Regions from separate parts of the Homo sapiens genome. Here region 1 is linked to region 2. The links are chromatin contacts, found by Hi-C or POLR2A ChIA-PET in ENCODE. All regions are on one chromosome and are shown on one strand. Each heading gives the region's core, a stretch centred on a gene start or an enhancer-like site at or near the end of the contact. The rest is flanking DNA. Distances are from core to core; before and after follow the strand shown. Region 1 has its middle 33 kb from the start of SLC25A4. Region 2 has its middle 12 kb from the start of ENPP6.

What was found. Hi-C counts contacts between places; a loop is a spot of excess contacts on that map. ChIA-PET counts read pairs that join two places held with the same protein, here RNA polymerase II (POLR2A).
Region 1: a map with no recorded cell type shows a loop between it and region 2 (3-fold over the local background). The contact joins two enhancer-like sites. A Hi-C loop is called at or near these places in 1 of 37 single-sample maps with no recorded cell type. POLR2A ChIA-PET finds 5 or more read pairs at or near these places in 1 of 52 experiments (HEK293).

The regions. Positions count from the first base shown.
Region 1 is chr4:185,109,313-185,112,012 of GRCh38, reverse strand. No RefSeq gene overlaps it. Among named protein-coding and RNA genes, the nearest start is that of SLC25A4, 33 kb to the left of the region's middle. RefSeq lists an enhancer at 1,895-2,533. Within about 2 kb of position 1,337, at least 6 of the 41 ENCODE cell types and tissues checked have a DNase peak (open chromatin) inside an H3K27ac peak, as active enhancers do.
Region 2 is chr4:184,228,872-184,231,571 of GRCh38, reverse strand. No RefSeq gene overlaps it. Among named protein-coding and RNA genes, the nearest start is that of ENPP6, 12 kb to the right of the region's middle. Within about 2 kb of position 1,356, at least 3 of the 41 ENCODE cell types and tissues checked have a DNase peak (open chromatin) inside an H3K27ac peak, as active enhancers do.

The sequences.
Region 1 (2,700 bases), core at 88-2,587, 880 kb before region 2:
CTGCCATCTGATGCAAGAGATTAGTATAATCTTAATATTTATGAAAATATTTATAAAATGTGGACAAGAATCCTTGTACCAAAATATTAATTCTACTCATTCTAGACTAAGAAACAGAAACAACCTTTAAAAATAGAAGAGTAGTTAAATAAATCATGGATTATCCATACAATGAAATGCCAAGCAGGTATTAAAAATGATTACAATGAATTTTTAATGAAATGGGAAAACCCTAAATATGAAATATTAAGTAAAAAGTCTTAAGCCAAAAACTATAAATACAACATTATTAACAACAGGCTATGCCCGTGCTTGTCTCACCGAGCCCACTGTCACAGCCTCAACCAGCAGTGAGCCCCTTCAATCCATCCTCCACATTGAAGCCAGAGAGGTCTTCTTAAATTGAATCTAACCTTGTCCACTCTACACTCAGGCTCTCTAGTGACTCTCCTACTGATGTTCAGACTCATTGACATGGGTTCCAGGGTAGCAGAGGGCTCTGGAACCCATGTCAAGGAGCCTACCCGCAGGAAGATGTTCAGGCTCACTGACATGGGTTCCAGAGCCCTCTGCTATCCTGGTCCTGGCACCGCCTCAGCATATGTGGGTGTCCTATTCCCCCATCTTAAGCAGCGTGCTTTATATTGCCTAGACTTTTGCACATGTTCCGAACAGAAAGTCCGTGCCTTCTTTTTGTCTTCATATCTTCTTCTCAGGTGGTCCGAGTGCAGTCACAACCAGTTAAGGATTTCTTTGTTCCTTCTCCACTCCCACTGCTTCACTTGACTAGCCGAAAAAAACAAAAAAAAGACATCTTCTTCTCATCCTTCAAATCTCAGATTAGCCCTCATTTCCTCAGGAATGCTTTCCTCATCTCCACCAGGATCTCCTCACCCCTTCTCCATGCTTTTATTCCTCTCTGCGTGTCCCCTTACAGTAGAACCTATTGCCTATTTTTTTTTTTTTTTGGGGGGACAGAGTCTTGTTCTGTCACCCAGGCTGGAGTGCAGTGGCATGATCTCAGCGCACTGCAACCTCCGCCTCCCGGGTTCAAGCAATTCTCCTGTCTCAGCCGCCTGAGTAGCTGGGATTACAGGCACGTGCCACCATGCCTGGCTAATTTTTGTATTTTTAGTAGAGATTGGGTTTCACCATGTTGGTCAGGCTGGTCTCGAACTCCTGACCTTGTGATCCACTCACCTTGGCCTCCCAAAGTGCTGGGAGTACAGGCATGAGCCACTGCGCCCGCCGAACCTATTGCCTTTTAAAGTAACTGCTGATTTCCTTACGAATGAAAGCTGGATCTATGCCTGTCACGTTCATTATTTGCTGCCAGGAAACAGCGCCACAGGGTAGGGCACTCATTAACTGTTGAAAAATCAATAGTGATAAGCTCCCATTGGTTAATAGAGATTTTCTCTCTGAGGTATTCACTTTTGAGTGGTTTAAAATTTCTTCTTTATTCTCATACTACAACAAGTTTTTTTTTTATTGTGGTAAAAAAATTCTGACATTAAATTTTACCACCTTCCTGTGCGCGGTGACTCACCCCTGTAATCCTAGCACTTTGGGACGCCGAGGTGGGCGGATTGCCTGAACTCAGGAGTTCAAGACCATCCTGGCAACATGGCAGAAACCTGTCTCTACTAAAAACACAAAAAATTAGCATGGTGGTGTGTGCCTATAATCCCAGCTACTCGGGAGGCTGAGACACGAGAATTGCTTGAACCTGGGAGGCGGAGGTTGCAGTGAGCCGAGACTGTGCCACTGCACTCCAGCCTGAGACTCCATCTAAAAACAAATAAAAGAATAAATAAATTTTACCACCTTAACCATTTTTTAAGTGTACAGCTCAGCAGTGTTAGGTGCATTCACACTGTTGTGCAACAGATCTGCAGAACTTTTTCATCTGGAAAAACTGAAACTTTTGTAAAACAAAAATAAAATTCTAAGTTTCCCCAAGTGATTGAATGGACCCTCTCTGAGCAAATGGGACTCCAGAAAAACCTGAAAAACTGAATTCCCAGCCATCATGGGAAGGGAGGTAGGACACACCTACACCTTCCCTTTGGAGTTTTGGCACAACTGACCAGCATTAACATTACAATAGACATGTTAAGCCTGACAAAACAGACTCTTTGTGGCAATAAGATACAAAATTCCAACCTGACTCTGGTATAGCATCATATGACAGACAGTAGACCTTGAGGAAAATAAAATTATTTTACCCCAAAATATATTTCTTTGACATATTTTGAAATGGTCCTGCAAAGTCTTCTGTGGGGGAAATTTGCATCTGTAGAGGATTTCTGTCAATGCAGCCAGGCCTTTCCTGGATCTAGGAGAGATTAACTAAGAGTCTGACACCTGTTTTTTTTGTGTGTGGTTTTTTTTTTTTTTTTTTTTTGGAGATAAACTCTTGCCCTGTCACCCAGGTTGGAGTGCAGTGGCATGATCTTGGCTCACTGCAACCTCCACCTCCTGAGTTCAAGCAATTCTCCTGCCTCAGCCTCCCAAGTAGCTGGCACTACAGGCATGTGCCACCACACCCAGCTAATGTGTGCGTTTTTAGTAGGGATGGGGTTTCACCATGTTGGCCAGGCTAGTCTCAAACTCCTGACCTCAGGTGATCTGCCTGCCTCAGCCTCACCAAGTGCTGGGATGACAGGCATGAGCCACGGGGCCTGGCCTTGACACCTT
Region 2 (2,700 bases), core at 107-2,606:
TCTAGGACACTGAAAGCGGGGGCTGGTATTTCTGTTTTCCTGTTCATATGGTGGTAGCTTGTGGCAACAGTATAAAAACATTTTACAATTCACTGGCTTTCAGCTTTGGAATTATGTAGTGTTTTATTTTTTCTGGGGTATTTGAATTCAAAATTTGCTTATACAGTGATTTTATTATAATTTTTGTGACACTATTTTAAGGAAATAACAGTGCATAAATGCAAGCACATTTAATTCTAGATATCAATGTTTTCATCTATAAACAGAGAAAAGTGAGAATGGCCCTACCTATTTGTATTGAGGTTCAAAAAAAATGAAAGAGCTTTGAAAACTATATACATGATTTCTCTAATGGAAAGATTTCCCTAATGGAAAGATTTCCTTATTTTTGCATATTGGAAACAATGCTTAGAATAAAAAAGACTTCCTTTTTTTTTTTTTCTTAAGATGGAGTCTTGCTCTGTCACCCAGGCTGGAATGCAGTGGCATGATCTCGGCTCACTGCAACCTCTGCCTCCTGGGTTCAAGCGGTTCTCCAGCCTCAGCCTCCCCAGTAGCTGGGACTACAGGTGCGTGCCACCACATCCAGCTAATTTTTTTCTTTTTAGTAGAAACCAGGTTTCACCATCTTGACCAGGCTGGTCTCAAACTCCTGACCTCAGGTGATCCACCCGCCTTGGCCTCCCAAAGTGCTGGGATTACAGGCATGAGCCACCATGCCCAGCTGGGACTTTTGTTTTTTAAAAGCAATTTATACTCGGAGGTGGAATTATTTTCTCTCACAAATGCCCAGGTTTGGGACCCACAGGATGGAAGGCAGGAGGGCTGAGCATTTGTGTATCTGGAAACCTCACCTCCTCCTGGGGGCTAAGGGCAGGGTTTAGTGATTTGCTGTGCCGAGCAGTGCGGTCTGTCTCCTCATCCAGGAGCTGCAGTGAAATGGCCCCACATTGCCCTCTCTGAGAAGGACTAGGGGACATTCTTTGCAATGAATGGGCCTATGTAGTCCCTCCAGTATCTGGGCGGGTAGAGTCCAGGGAGAGAAGGTGGAAGCTGACAACGGGCCCACATCTCTCAGATCCAGTGCTGCTTTCTGGGCTTTCTGGCTGGCCGGGGGCTGGCAGGGAGAGAGGGGCTCTGCGGTTTCGTGCCCAAACCCAGCATCTTCTGGGGACCTCACCCGTTCCTTCCCCGAATTGTGCTCCAGGTCTTAGTTACAGGAAGAAGCATTCAGCAGTCTGAGACTCTCTAAGTTCCTGCCCCCAGGAAACAGTGGTTACGGAAGCGGAGTTATTGCGTAGCTCCCTGGTCCTAGCCACGGTGCTGGAGGCTTGGCTTCCAGCCAAGCAAGAGTCCCACAGGGTTGAAGCCACCACAGAGAGGCTGCCCCGTGCGATCCAGAGATCATAGACTGGGTTGTTAGGGACTCTCTTTTCCTCCTTTCTTCCTTTGATCATACGTACTTGAAGCAACTCGTGAATTTGTTTCCCTTCTGAAGAATACATCTTCCAAGAGAATGTTCATTGTGTGTGTGTGTATGTGTGTGTGTGTGTGTGTGTGTGTGAGAGAGAGAGAGAGAGAGAGAGACAAAGAGAGTAAAGGGGTCTTGAAGGCTTGAGAACATTTTCATCAGACCCCTCAAATTTTCATGACAGTTTTAAGGCTAGCTTAATTCTTGTTCTTGTGTATACTATCTGCTTTTTATCTCTGGAAGCTTTTAAAATGTTCTTTGTGGCTTGCTGTCTTCAGTACTGAGGGGAGGGTTTCACTAGTCCTCCACTGGTTCTCCATCTATCATGCAATTCACAGAACAATTGATAGAACAAGCAGACTGCCCTTACAATCACCCCACTTCCCCCCAAATTCTAGGTGATCCCCCATCCCAGTGTGCCCGGGAGTGATGGCTTTCCTGGGACATGGGACTTTCAGTGCTATTACCAGGAAACTCTTAGGCAGATCAGAACAAGTTGGTCACCCCACCATACTACTTTTCTCCACTGGGCACCAGAGACCCTGATCCACTTAACAGATTCATTTATTCAACAAGTGCTTAGGGAGCCTTATTTTGTTCCAGGCTCTTGGAATACACAGTGAATAAAACAAAGATCTTTGCCCTCACTGAGCTAACATTAGAGCCAGAGGTAAGTGGACACAGACCATAAACAATAACCATAATAAAGAAGTCATCTATATAGTGTATTAAAAGGTGATAAACCTATTAAATATTACAAACCATAAAAAGCATTATAAGCTTTTCAGGATGTGCGGTTGCAACTTTAGATGGGATTAGACCTCATTGAGAAGATGACATGTAAACAAGGACTTGAAGAAAGTGAGGGAGCTATGTGGATGCGGGGGGAAGAGCATTCCCAGGTAGAGGAAATAGCCAGTGCAAAGGCCCAGAGGCAGAGAATATCTGGCTTGAGCTACTGTCAACAAGGAGGTTATTGCAAGTGGGACACACGCATGATTGAGATTAGTAGGAAAGGAGGTCAGTGTAATGGGAGGCAAGGTAGTATAGGGCTGGTTGACCACAATGAACACTCGGTTTTTTTTCTTTTCTTTTTTTTTTTAGACGGAGTCTCGCTCTGTCGCCCAGGCTGGAGTGCAGTGGCGCAATCTTGGCTCACTGCAACCTCTGACTCCTTGGTTCAAGCGATTCTCCTGCCTCAGCCTCCCGAGTAGCTGGGATTACAGGCA